2 separate regions of the Homo sapiens genome follow, and region 2 is linked to region 1. The links are chromatin contacts, found by Hi-C in ENCODE. All regions are on one chromosome and are shown on one strand. The core of a region is the stretch at or near the end of the contact, and the rest is flanking DNA. Distances in the headings are between cores, read along the strand shown.

What was found. A loop is a pair of places that touch in the nucleus more often than their neighbours do. Pooled maps may share reads with other maps.
Region 2: a map of psoas muscle shows a loop between it and region 1 (2.4-fold over the local background). The contact joins the promoter of KBTBD12 here to the promoter of MGLL in region 1. A Hi-C loop is called at or near these places in 3 of 168 maps with a recorded cell type or tissue (Right ventricle myocardium inferior, dorsolateral prefrontal cortex and psoas muscle), 2 of 37 single-sample maps with no recorded cell type and 4 of 50 pooled maps.

What each region holds. Positions count from the first base shown.
Region 1 is chr3:127,818,641-127,825,817 of GRCh38, forward strand. MGLL (monoglyceride lipase) reads right to left here and starts at 3,875. Exons shown (of 8, transcript NM_007283.7): 1 at 3,669-3,875; 2 at 3,054-3,198. The coding sequence starts at 3,678. RefSeq lists a silencer at 4,317-4,836.
Region 2 is chr3:127,911,341-127,918,517 of GRCh38, forward strand. It overlaps KBTBD12 (kelch repeat and BTB domain containing 12), which reads left to right and starts at 3,892. Exons shown (of 6, transcript NM_207335.4): 1 at 3,892-4,246. LOC107986129 (a long non-coding RNA gene) reads right to left here. Exons shown (of 5, transcript XR_001740896.2): 3 at 6,865-6,901. It overlaps LOC124909427 (a long non-coding RNA gene), which reads left to right and starts at 366. Exons shown (of 2, transcript XR_007096071.1): 1 at 366-619; 2 at 3,006-3,326.

The sequences.
Region 1 (7,177 bases), core at 2,625-5,124:
GAAGAAATCTGTCCTGCTTGGTGGTGTAAGGAGAACAATTGGATTTGGTCCATGTCAGAAGATTGCGGACCAAATCCCACTACTGCCAGCAGGGTCATTTGGAGAAAGATACTTTGTAACATTGGACCTCTGTTTCCTCATCTGTAAAATGGGAATAGTAAGAATAATAATACTTGTCTCACAGATTGATGTGAAGGTAAAATGAGGTCATGTGTGCACAGAATCTAGTCCAGACCCTAGAACATACCTGGCACTCAATTAATATGAGATAATTGTGCCATGCCTTAAGTATAAGATTTGTTATTACCGTAAACACTACAGCATGAATTTGCCTTGGTACTGCCAAATGGAGGTTTAAGTTCTGATTCCTGATGATGAAATACGGAGACTCTGGCCTGCTACGTTAAAAACAGCACTGATGGTAAAGGCTAACCCAAGACATGCTTTCTCTTTCTCAGGGTCCAGTCCGAGGAGGCTGGTGTTTATACGACAGAATTTGCTTGCATAAAGCGGGTTAAGCCAGGTTCCCAGTGCAGCGGCTGACACCTGTGGCTTAGTGTTGCTCCGAGCCACCTGCAGAGCCAGTCTTGGAACCCAGCAGGTCCTCTGGGGGCAATATGTCTCTGTAGGTGCTCACGGCAGGCTCCAGGAGCTGGAGGTAACTGGTTGGCCAGAAAATCTACCCAAACCAGTACTGACTAACCGAGGCTGGCACAGATCCTTCTGCATAATAAGATATCCACAGGCCCCCGGGGTGGCTTCTGAGGTCCCTAGGGTCTCTATGAGAAAGATAGCAGAGGCGGGGCTGGAGATGAGGTGCTCTTAACCCAGGTTTTGCCCACAGTTGGTACAGTAGTGGGGGAGGGTTCAGTCTCCTCTTTTTTTGCCCCTTGCTTTTCCTCCCTTCTTTCTTCCTAACTGGGAGGAGACAGGATTGCACAAAGCGAGGCCCTAGTTTTGCTGAAGAGGGGTAAAAAGCCTGGGGGGAAAGATTGAAGCCCTGGTGACTTGAGGTCCCCTCCCTCTTCCTAAAAGCAGAGTGAATGATTCTGTGCAGGCAATAATAATAATACTTATTATAATGATGCTGCGGGGGTCTCCCAGATCATGCAAGAGGGCAGGCAGGCTGAGCAGCTGGTCTCGGTTATGAAGATACAGAGGTGTTTCATGCTGGCTGGCACAAACCTCTGCCCTGAGCCCCCACCCTAGGACCCCCAAGACTGCCCCAAGATCCAGCAAGCACAGGGTTAACATGAGTCATGGCAAGGGGCCTCCAGGACCTCTGCATCATCTCCAGGGGCTGGAGGCAGGGCAGGACAGGTAGGTAGGACCTTGGCCAGCCCCTTCCTCTTTGGTAAACTGAGGATAACACTATGGAAAGTGTTCATACATGCTCATGGTTCTGTTGCTCTTTCTATTTCAGTGCTCCTGCCCTCAATATTTTTTTCCCTTAACCTTTTCTAGACCCATAGGTTTCTTCCAAATTCTGGGGCCGAACTGCCTCAACCATCCACCTCTGTTCTTAAGCCCATCAGCACCCACCACAAGGCGGACGCTGACATCCAAGAGGCAGCTCAGTTTAAATTAAGAAGTTGAGTTATCATCTCTAACTAGAGCAAAAGCAACGGAGCAGAGAGGGCTCCCTGCAATGCAACTTCAGCACAGAGATTGTGAAAACCACCCGCAGGCGAAGGGAGGGCAGGGCAGCCAACTTGACCGTTTCTAACCCACTCACCCACCACCCTCCCCCTGTGCCAGGACTGCAGAACCTCTTTATTTTTGTTGACTTCGAACTAGGACAACCTCACTACTTAACCAACAAAGCCCCCCAAGTCTGAGACTCAGACATTAAAAACTTCTATTTTCAATTATTTGTCTTCTTTCTGTATATTGATCAAATTACCACAAACCACTAATCTGTTAGAAATTAATCCAAGATTGAGCAATTCTACAGCCAGTTAAGTCAGAGTGGAGAATTAATGATTAATTAGCATCATAATGCTCAACAACCCCCCCACTTCCTCTAATGCGTATGCACGTACAGACACATTCTTTAAGAAATGTATTACCAGAACTGGTAGGAACTCTTCTCAGCACGTTACCCACTTGAAAACACTAGAGAGAAACCATAGCCAGTCTGTGTAGCTGCCCTGAAGCTATGACTCTATGCCGGGTTTTAAAAGTCCATATCTCTGTGTTTTTAACGTGCAGCTCCCTGGATCATAGATACCTTGATGAAGACAGAGAAGAAATTTTACACCTGTGTGAGGGTTGGGTGATTACTGGAGCACAAAGAGAGACATAATCCAACCACACAATGATCCCTAGGAGACAAGAGGCCTACAAAACAGGTAAAATGTCCCTGGAACAGGAAATGTTCTTGTCACCAGGCCAATTGGTTACCACAAATAAATTCTTTTTCCAAATAACACAAACAAGCAGGGTTTTCCTGCTTCATCCAAGAGGAGGGAGCAGCAGCAGGAGACCAGCTGTCTTGTGTATAGTCCCAATGTTTGCTTCTAATAGCAAGACAAATCCTTGATGGAAAATGTACAAAGTAATTGAGCTGGCAAGGAATCAGAAGGAAATACCCAGGCCCCTTTCTTCCTGGTGACACATGTATGCCATCTTCAGAAGCTCAGAAACAAGCAGGAAAAGTGAGCAAAGGTGAAGATATATGTATTACTTCGGGTTTCTCATCCATCTAGGGGATTTTCCTTAATTGTCGGGTTTGATTTTAAATGAATGCCTGTACAACCGGAAATCAACTCCAGTACAAAAAATAAAGTCATGTGGAATTTTTGAAAATTGCCATACGGTAGGATCCATATCTGAGTTGTTATAATGAAAAAAGAATTCCTGCTTCTTAAATTTAAAAATTATAAAGTATACATTTTAGCTTTGTTAACATTGCTCAGCCTAACATTAAAACGGCAGGGGAAGTAGGTCATAGAGAAAGCGGCCCCGCCCCAGATGGCACATGATAACGACCAGAGGAGAAGCAGGGGCCATGCTCCCCTGTCACCTGGGGTGACTTTCTGGGGAAGACTTACTTGGGTGTGCCTGTGGGTTTCCAGTACCTGCAGAAGAGGTACTGTCCGTCTGCATTGACCAGGTGAGGGAGGTCCTGGTAGGGAATGCTCTGCGGGGTCCGCCTGGGGGAACTTTCCTCTGGCATGCTGGAAGGGTCTTCAGGTCCTAGAAGGAAAAGTGACATATTCCAAAGTCAGAAATATCTCAAGAACATGTATGGATAGGAGAGAAAAGTCTAGTTCAGAGTCAGTAACATTTTTTTAAAAGCAGTTTAAAAAACCCCTCTGTTTCAAAGGTTTAAAACATACATACATTTCTTGCAAACCTCTCCAAGACTGAAAAATCCCATTTGTTCTTAAGAAAATGCTCACTTTATTTTTTAAGTGCCTCATTACAGTTTTTCCCCCTTCCCATCTGTGTTTATTTTAAATCATTTCAGGAAACTTCATCTTAAAGACTATTTTAGCTGTAATCAAGTGGAAATTATAGTCAGCTCTATGGGTACAAAGACCCAGCTGCAAGAAGACCCATCTATCTTAAAATCTCCAAGGAACAGTTTCAAGTGGGCACAATAATGAGGTGGATGATACTCAGATTATTCCTCCCATCTGAAATTCCAAGGATACATGACAAACCTGTTTCCATTATGTGCTGGCGTTTGCATTCCACAACCACGACAGCCTGGAGAATCAGAACCAGGCAAATCGGGCTGTTCCCTCATCTGGGCGGCCCCAAGGCAGCAGGAAGGCAGCTCCGAGCCCTCTTCCCGCACCCAGACCCTGCCTTTCGGGCTGGGGCGCTCAGCCGGGAGCCTGCTTCCAGCTCCCACCGGCAGGCTCTCCGGGGCTCCCCTCCCTCCCCAGGGCGGGGAGCGGCGCTGCGATTCTCCACTACTAGTTCATGTCATCACTTTTCCTAAACAAATCGCTAGAGGGGCTCGGAGAAGGGAGGGGCCCGGGAAACTGGGAAACTAGCTCCGCGCACACCGAGGCACCTCGCAGACGCACAAATGCGGGTGCCCAAGGCAAAGTCGCCCCCAAGGCTTCTCACAAACTTTGCTTCCTGTGCGTCTCCGACAGCACAGGACACGTAGCCCCGAAGCTGTCATCGGAAATGCCGCTGGGAAAACCGGGTGGGCTTCGCCGGGTGTCTGCACCGGGGAAGGTGGGGACTAGAAAGATGGAGTTGATGGGGACAAGTTGGTTTGGGGGCTGGTGCGAAGGAGCAGGGAGGGCGCGCGCGCGCGCACACGCGCGCACACTCGGACACGCGCGCACACACACCGTGCACACACACACACGCACACATGGGTAGCGGGAGCCCACGCCGGGCGTGTCCGGGACCCCAGTGCTGCTCCCCACCCCTGACGGCGGCACTGGCGGGCTGGGGCAGGGGCCGGGAGGCAGTTACCGGGGCCACGAGCGCCGCTGTCGCGTTCCCCGAGCGCAGCGGATCCTCGTTTGCGGCGGGCCAGGGCCGGGACGAGCTGCGCGCGACCGGCTTCGCGGCGACAGGGTGCGGCGTCTGCGCCGCCACTTTATCCCTGGGCCGGCTCGGCGGCGGGGGCGGCCCGAGGTGGGTGGGGACGCGCGGGACCCGGCGGGCGGCGGGCGGCGCGGGGAGGCGGCGCCCGGGGCCCACGTGTGCCCGGCCCGCGGGGAGGAGCGGGGGCGCCGCCCGCCGACCCAGCCACGCACTCCTCTCCTCCGCGCCTCGTGGACAGCCGCGCCCCGGGGTGGCCGCCCGAGGACTGTCAGGGAGGCCTGAACTGAGCTGGGTTCATGGGAGCCTCAGCGCGGGAGGACACACCACACCCACGGGCACACGCGCGCACACAGACCCACAGGCACCACACGTACACAGACAACTCGCGCAGGGCCGCACACTCACCACACGTGTACACATGTGCACTCCCAAAGTCACTACACTGCACGCAGGGACATACAGACACACATCCCAGAGATACCACATGCATACAGACACACACAGACCACACATGCATGCACACACACAAGCCGAGACATAGGCACAGACAACCCACAGAGACACAGAGGTGCACAGACATATGCAGACTATACACCTGGCCCCCACATAGACACAGACACACTCACATCATACACACACAGTCGCACACAGACACACTCACACTTCATTGCAGTCAGACACATACAATGCTGGAGGGGCAATTAACCGGTCGTGGTGGCATGCGCCTGTAGTCCCAGCTACTCAGGAGAATCGCTTGAACCCGGGAGGCAGAGGTTGCAGTGAGCCGATACCACACCATTGCACTTCAGCCTGGGTGACAGAGTGAGACTCCATCTCGGGGAAAAAAAAATGCTGGAGGGGGTCCACTTGACTCTAGGGTAGTGTAAAAGCAGATGGTGCATGGCTACAAATGCCTTGTCCCTTCCTGGCAATCCCCAGCAACTCTCCCGTTCCCAGCGGCTGTGACCCCCAGATAAAACCTCTGGTGCATCTACACAGGCCAGGGCACAGTCTGAGCTCTGTCCAGTATAACTAGCAACGTGGCCGTGGAGGGTAAGGCCACTGGACTGAGACTCCACACCACCTGGGTTGAACATTAGCTCCTCCGCTTGCTCTTTGAGCCTCAGTCTACCTACCTTCAACCTGTGAGTGATATACCTATGCCCCAGTGGAGTGTCCCTGTCTCACACTGACCTCAAGAGGCCTTCCTGTCTTTCTCCGCAAAAAATTCTACACCATAGCAGCGTTGAGGACTGTGTCTCAGCGTCACACTGTGTGTGTCCAAGGAGGCCCAAGTTGCTACAGAGCCTGTGGTCTAACTTGAGAAATAAAACAACAGCCTTTGAGCAGTGGCTTGAGTTGTAGGCACTGCTGAGCGTGACTTACCCACTGTCTGGCCTCCAGCAGGCCACGAGGCCTGGAGCAGAGGAGTGGCTAAGTGACTTCTGGTCGGGGCAGCTCTACAGAATCCATGCAAGAGAGGTTTAGGGGCGGCAGTCTCAGGGGCAGGAAGCTTGGGGGCTTCACTCAAAGCTGGACATGCTAAGTGCACCGGATTTCCGTTGGTTATAATTCATGGAAAGGAAGGGTGCTCGGGGGTCTGATGGACGCTTTTATCAAGGCATTATTTCAAATGTTCCTGGCTCTAACATTTTATGATTTAAAATACACAGCTTGAAAATTTGGAGGAGAGGCCGGGCTCAGTGGCTCACGCCTGTAATCCCAGTCCTTTGGGAGGCCAGGCAGGTGGATCATCTGAGGTCAGGAGCTGGAGACCAGCCTGACCAACATGGTGAAACCCCATCTCTACTAAAAATACAAAAATTAGCTGGGCATGGTAGCGGGCACCTGTAATCCCAGCTACTCGGGAGGCTGAGGCAGGAGAATCGCTTGAACCCGGGAGACAGAGGTTGCAGTGATTGCACTCCAGCCTGAGCGACAGAGCAAGGCTCTGTCTCAAAAAAAAAAAAAAAAAAAAAAAGCTTTGAGGAGAGACTTCACTGAAGTTGTCAGAGGGATCTCAGTAGAAGTGACATTTGCAAACTTGAAGAGATCCCCCAAACTTGGTTATGGACAGAACTGAGACTGTGGTGTGTGGCCAGCCAACTGGGAATTTGGGAGTTAAGAGACAGATCGTATTGTTCTGTATCTGGCTTTTTCTTTTAATTAAACTTATTCTGAGATAATTGTAGATTCGCATGCAGTTGTAACAAATAATAAAGAGAGATGCTATGTGCCCTTTACTCAGTTTCCTGCAATGGCAACTTCTCACAAACCACAGTAAATATCACAACAGGATACTGACACTGATAGAATATCTGTAGTCAAGCTACAGAACGTCTCTACCCCACAAAGTGGTATGCTTTTATAGCCACATCCACTTCCCTCTCATCCTCACTCCCCTAGAACCCCTGGCAACTGCTAATTTGTTCTCCATTTCTAAAATTTTGTCATTTCAAGGATATTTTATGAATAGAATCATAAAGTACATAACCTCTAGGATTCACCTTTTCATTCAGCATAATTCCAGGTGGGTTGGGTGTAGCAGTCCACAGTATGGAAGTACCACAGTGTGTCTAACAGGTCATCTGCTGAAGGATATCTGCGTTGTTTCCAGTGTTTGTTGATTAAGAATAAAGCTGCTGTAAACCTCCGTGTA
Region 2 (7,177 bases), core at 2,642-5,141, 93 kb after region 1:
TTCCTTGTTCTTCAGAAACTGCCTCCTCTCCTCAGCTGGGGAAGGGGATATGGCAGGAGGATGCACTGCTCTAATTTAGGTTGTCGCCCAAATGTTTCATGCATGCCAGTAACGCGTGGCTTTCCTGAAAGGGCCTGGACTTCTGGAATGGAACGTGTTAAGAGGAGACCATTTCCTCCATTCCCTCCTTGTTTTCCACCGGCCTGACTCTCCCCCTGAGGCAATGAGCCTGGAATAGTTTTACTTTTTGGAACGGATTAGAGGAACAAAGTCTCCTAAAGGAAATACATGATGAAGGAGGATGGAAAGAAGCAGCTGATACTTTTTAAAAAAATCACTCCACAGACAACATCATGCAGCAGCAGAACTGGTGCAAGCTAGTAAGAGGGCAGACATGGAAAAAAAAGAGAAGAAAGCTGGCACCACTGGGGTGTGGCTGCTCTTCGTGCTGCGGCAGGCTGTTTTGGGGATTGAATGAAGTTGCTTGTTTTTCATTTAAGAGCCAGGGTTTATCTAATGAGGAAACTGCTTAAGCCAAGTTACAGACTTGGCTCAAGACAAGAACCAGGCTGTGCTGTGTGAGAAGTACTATTTCAGACGTGTATTCCTCCTTCAAAAGGTACGAATGATATGGAGTGGGAGTGGGTGTGTGGAAAAAAAAATGGTTTCTGTGTCAATAAAAAGCTGCCCAGAGTCTAGTCACAATAAAAGGGAGCCAGACAGGGGTAGATCAGCTTCAAAGAATAAAGGAATAAATTATATAAAAATAACAAAATCTGCACACAGGAATACAGAGAAACAACTCAACACTGTAAGAAAGCAAAGACTGAAAATAAAGCTTTGAATAGAAAGAGGAGGGAAAATACCTCAAGAAGAGAGAGACAGAGAGCGAGAGAGAGCGAGAGCAAGAGAGAGAGACCCAGTAGGAAGGAGCAGTAAATAGAAAAAGAATAGTAAGTTACTGCTGAGTAAAAAAGTACATATTCATATATGATATATTCCAGATGCATATTCCTTAAATCAAGTTATTGATAAATCAGTAGATTTGATAAATATTAATACTTCATTAATCATTTGGCACATGGATGTTTTGAGAATCAACTATAGTCACTCAGTGATATGGCCCAGCATCTAAATTAGCCTCCAGACCCCAAGCCCTGACTCTTCATAGCATATTCCACTTCTTCCTGAAACAAATGAAAAAGGTAAAATAAAGTAGCCCAATAGGAAATTGAACAGCGCCTTCAAAGCAAGCTGAGAAAGATTCATTAGGTTCACACAAACATCTCATAAACAAAACCAGAAGCAGGAAAGAAAATAGTCGCAGAAGGATCTAACTAGGACTAACTGGATCAAGGGATGTTTGTGGGGAAAGGATACAGGAATTTCCCCAAATAACTGTAAGTATGTATGTGTATGCTCGACAGGCTGAGGTGGGAGGATGGCTTCACCCCAGGAGTTTGAGACAATCCTGGGCAACATAGCGAGATCCTATCTCTCTCTAAAAAAAATTAAAATTTAGCCAGGCATGGTGGCACACACCTGTAATCCCAGCTATTTGGGAGACTGAAGTGGGAGGTTCACTTAAGCCCAGGAGTTCGAGGCTGAAGTGAGCTATGATTGCACCACTGCACTCAAGCCTAGATGACAAAGTGAGACCCTGTCTCTAAAAAAGGAAAAAAAAAAAAAAAGTAAGTGTAAATACGAATGCATGCAAGCATTCTTCATTGACATGAATACCTTCTAAAATGTTTAAAGGGACTTTACTTACCATATAAAATCTGTTTTGTTTTCAATGTGGTATATAAAGGCACACATATACACAGAAAAATATTATTCAGCCTTAAGAAAAGAAAGGACATTATACTCAGTTAAATAAGCCAGTTACAAAAGGAGAAATTCTGGCCAGGAGCGGTGGGTTACTCCTGTAATCCCAGCACTTTGGGAAGCTGAGGCGAGTGGATCACCTGAGGTCAGGAGTTTCAGACCAGCCTGAGCAACATGGTGAAACCTCGTCTCTGCTAAAAATACAAAAATTAGCTGGGCGTGGTGGAGCACGACTGTAATCCCAGCTACTTGGGAGGCTGAGGTAGGTGAATCACTTGAACGGGGGAGGCAGAGGTTGTAGTGAGCTGAGATCGCACCACTGAACACCAGCCTGGGCGACAGAGCAAGACTCCGTCCCCATCCCCCTCCCCCAAAAAAGGACTAATTCTGTATGATTTTGCTCATATAAGGCACCTAGAATAGGCAAATTCGTAGAGGCAAAAAGTAGAATAGTGGTTACCAGGTGCTAAAGGGGAGGGAGAAATAAGTTATTGTTTAAGGAGTACCAAGTTTCTTTTGAGAGGATGAAAAAATTCTGGAAATGGATACTGGATATGGTTGTACAACATTATTAACATAATGCCACTGACTATGCTTAAAAATGATTAAAATGATAAATGTTATGTTATGTATATTTTACCACAATAAAAAAAAAGGAAGAGGTGGGCAGAAGAGTTAGTGTCAAAGTGATGCTGAGAGGTGAAGCCAGCTGCACTTCTGGGTTGGGTGGGGACTTGGAGAACTTTTCTGTCTTACAAGAGGATTGTAAAATGCACCAATCAGCACTCTGCAGCTAGGATTGTAAAACGCACCAATCAGCGCTCTGTGGCTAGCTAGAGGTTTCTAAAATGGGCCAATCAGCACTCTGTAAAAACACACCAATCAGCTCTCTGTGGCTAGCTAGAGGTTTGTAAAATGGACCAATCAGCACTCTGTAAAATGGACCAATCAGCACACTGTAAAATGGACCAATCAGCACTTGGTAAAATGGACCAATCAGCAGGACATGGGCAGGGACAAATAAGGGAATAAAAGCTGGCCACCCAGTCAACACAGGGAACCCAGTCAGGTCCATTTCTAGGTTGTGGAAGCATTGTTCTTTTGCTCTTCACAATAAATTTTGCTGCTCCTCACTGTTTGGGTCCATGTGACCTTTAAAGCTTTCTTTAACATTTAAGGTCCGTGGCTTCATTCTTGAAGTTAGCGAGATGGAGACCACAAGCCCACTGAAAGGAACCAACTGCAGACACAATGCATGTGAGAAAGACTCAGCCCTATTTTCTGGCTTTGAAGCTGGAGGAAGGAGCCAGGAGCAAAAGAATGAAGACAGTTTCCAGAAGCTGCAAAAGGGCAGGGACAGATTCACTCCAGGAAGCCCCAGAAACAAACACAGTCCTGCTGACACCTTGATTTCAATCCAGTGAGACATATTTTGGACTTCTGACCTACAGAGCTAAAATAATAGTAAGATAATAAAGTTATGTTGCCACCACTGAAAACAGTTTTATTTTGCTTTGGTTTAAGCTAACTGAGCTAATACAGCTGCCGTATTTTATGACACTTGCCTAAGGAAGACTTCCCATCCCTGCACTGCTCCCGGCTAACCAGTCCTTTCTCGGGACTCCTGGAAACCTCCCACTCTCAGAGAGGTGTAGGGTATAAAAATCACAAGCTGATGGCTCAGGATGTAGCAAATAAAAATACAAGACCAAAACGAAACCCAACCGGAACACCGAGTTAAACGTGAATTGACCATGCGATATTTGGGACATACTTAACACTAAAAATTACTGGTTGTGTATCTGAAATTTACCTTTAACTGGGCTCATGTATTTTACCGGGCAACCCTACCCCCCGGTCACAGTGAGACTACACACGGGGTCTTTTGGTCATTTTGCAAGTGTAAAAGACTAACGGGAACACCGGCATTTTTCAAAGCTCGATTTCCAAACCTCCTTTAAACACTTGTCCCCATCCCCTCCCCGCAGGCCTTCAGTCGCTCTGGCACGCGGGCCAGCGCGGGAACACTCTGCGCAGGCGCACAGCGTTCCGCGGGGGACGCTCAGTAGGGTACGGGACGCGCGCGGGGAGACCCTGTGCAGCGACACCGGGGCTGTAGTCGCCGTCTGGAACCAGCGCGGGAATAGGTGCGCAGGCGCACAGTGGCTGGAGGGCAGCGGCGGCGTGGTCTCGGGCCACTTCCAAGCAGAGGGCAGCACCTGTCCCCTCGGAGGCGCTGCCAGCGCCCTCCCTCCTCCTCCGCAGGGCGCGGGACCTCTATTTATATCGCCCAGCCAGCACAGGCCCATATTGGGCAGTGGCCTCAGTCAGGCCCGCTGGCCGCCCTGCCACACGGTAGCGTCCAAGCCAGGTCGTGGCCCAGCGAGTGGGGACGCGCCCCGAACCAGGCAGCACCTTCGTAAGTAGGGGTAGCGCCCCGGGGGAACGCGGCCCCCAGTCACAAGCCCTGCCTCAACTCCGGGCCAGGTTGAACCTGGGCGCCGACCCGGGGCCACCGGCACTTGCAGCCTCGGCTCTAAGTGACTTCCTTCGAGTCGCAGTGGGCCGGCGCCTGGCGTCAGGTGGGGCTCCCAGGAGCTGCTCCTCCAGGCCATCTCTGCCGTCTCCGACCTTCACCGTCGGGTTGTTCAGGCTCGTAGTCTGCATAGTATTATCATCCTCCGAATTACCTGACCAATGTATTATTGTGCCTTCCGTCGCTAGACTGTAAGCACAACAAAGGTAAGGGGCACTTCCCTGTTCCTGGTTGTCTTCCCGGAACCTAGGATAGTGCCTGGCACTTAGAAGGGTTCGTTTAAGTTTAATAAACCCTGAATGTATCCCTGAGCAACTCTCTTAACTTTAAAGCCAGGAGAATAATTGCCCTACATTTTCCCCCAAATGATTCTTAAGAGGAACTAATGAGCTATAATGCGGATTAAAGCACTTTGAAAAGTATAAAGCACTGTGAGAATGCAAAACAGTGTGAACTCGGCAAAGAAAAGAAAAGAAAACTGGTCTTATTTGTCTTTATCATCCATGTGCCTGGCTGTTACTGGATGCCCGGTGTGTGGGATGGATTATTATGAAATGAATCAGGTCTTTTTCCATGCTAGTGAGAAGCACAGAGTACATTTAGGGTGGTGCGTGTGTTCTCAGCCATTTCCTACCAGCCTCTGCAAGCGTAGGATTTTAGCAAGATGGTGTTGCTGAAACAAAATAGGGTGTGGAGACGTAATCGTATAAACTGGGGGTCACAAACTTAAATGGCTGTAGGATAATGTAAATGGACAGGAAAGAGAAAAGCAACAGCGTAAGAATTACAAATAATGACTGTCCCTCAGGTCTCAAAGAGGATAATGGGGCCCAGCAGATGTGCCAGCTGAGAGGTGGCAGCTGGGTACTCAGGTCCTGCACATTGTTGCCGCTTGGGAATTAAGGACTCAGTGTTGCCATACCTTTCATTTTTTTCAGTAGATGCTGGAATATTTCAGCTTAGCATGTTGACAGCTAATTTACCAAAAACAAAACAAAAAGCAAAAAAAAAAAAAAAAACTGAGCAGCCAATTTGTAATCTCAGGCGTAAGTGAAGCCAATACATGGCTTCAGTAGTTCCTTAAGAATGGGGCCAAATCCCAGACAGCAAATGACTGGGAATTAATTTTGAGGGTGCAAGTGAAAACTGGGTGTCATAGTGCATCACGCTATAAGCAAGGGAGTCACTTCACGATTCTGAATGATTTGACTGGAACAAGAGGATAGCAACTTGAAGCATTAAGCGTTGGCGAGTGGGAAAAAACACAGAACTGTTTGTCTGCTGCTCTCACACAATGAACACAGAAAATGTCTGTAACCTCTGCTAACCAAGAGGTATGTGGAGACTTCTCCCCATCAGCAACCAATCACTTAGTTCTGCAGCAGACAGCAGCTTGGGTGTCCTCTAACTCAGTGCAATTCTGACACCATCTACCTGGAGACAGCGTCAGATCCCACAGGCTGAGAGCTCAGTCCCACAGGGCTACCACTATCTTCAGACACTAGTCCCAGCATCCAGAGCTTCTGACTGACCCATCTCAAGTTGGGGTTCCCTCTTTGGGTTTAATTTGCTAGGGCAGCTCACAGAATTCAGAAGAACGCTTAAGTTTTCCGGTTTACTATAAAGGATATTAACAAGGATACAGGTGAAGCGATATATAGGATGAGATATGGGGGAAGGGGTACAGCCAGGTGCACCACACTTCGGGAACCCTCCACATGTTCAGCTATCCTGGAAGCTCTCCAAACCTTGTCCTTTTGGGGTTTTTAGGAAGGCTTCATTACATAGGCATGCTTGATTGGTGATCAACTTAACTTTCTGCTCCTCTCCCTGGAGGTCAGGGGATGGAGCTGAAAGTCCCAATGCTCTAATCCTGCCTTATTCTTTCCGGGGACCAGCTCCTATCCTGAAGCTCTAGAGGCTGCCAGCCCTCAGTCAACTCATTAGTGTACAGAAAGGTATTTATCACTTTGGAGATTCCAAGGATTTTAGGAGTTGTATGTCAGGAAAAGGGCAAACACCAAATAAATATTTTATAGTATCACAATAAATTTTATATGTAGAAAAAATCTTGAATATAATCTTTTATTATCATGTACAAAACCTAGAGAAAAGTTATCATTAACTTGTAATTTAGGACTAAACAAAGCATTAATTTAATTGAACAAACCGTATTGAGCAACTCCTGTGTGCTAAGTGTCATCACAGACAAGAATACAGAAATGGCCAGGTATGGTGGCTCAAGCATATAATCCTAGCACTTTGGGAGGCCAGGTCAGGAGGATTGCTTGAGGCCAGGAGTTTGAGACGCACCTGGGCAACACAGTAAGACCCTGTCTCTACAAAAAATAAATAAATAAATTAGGCATAGTGGTGCATGTAGTGGTGCAGCTACAGGGGAGGCTGAGGTCCCAGCCTGGGCAACAGGGCAAGACCCTGTCTCTAAAATAAATAAGTAAACATTTTCAAGAATACAGAAGTGACGAAGACAAGTCCCTTACCCGCAGTGTGCTCATCATTGACAGGAGAGGCAAGCATCTGCAAAAGTGAATGGCAATAGCAGTGCAGCAACCACAGTGTACACAACACAGGCAAGAAAGCAAAGGGATGCGTCAGTGAGGAAGTGATATCTGAGCTGAATTTTGAAGACCAGGTTATATTTTTTCAGGTAGATGGGGGAGATATTTCTGACACAGATTTACACGTGTAAAGACAGAACAGCATGTTAGCCAGGCGCGGTGGCTCACGCCTGTAATCCCAGCACTTTGGGAGGCCGAGGCGGGCAGATCACGAGGTCAGCAGATTGAGACCATC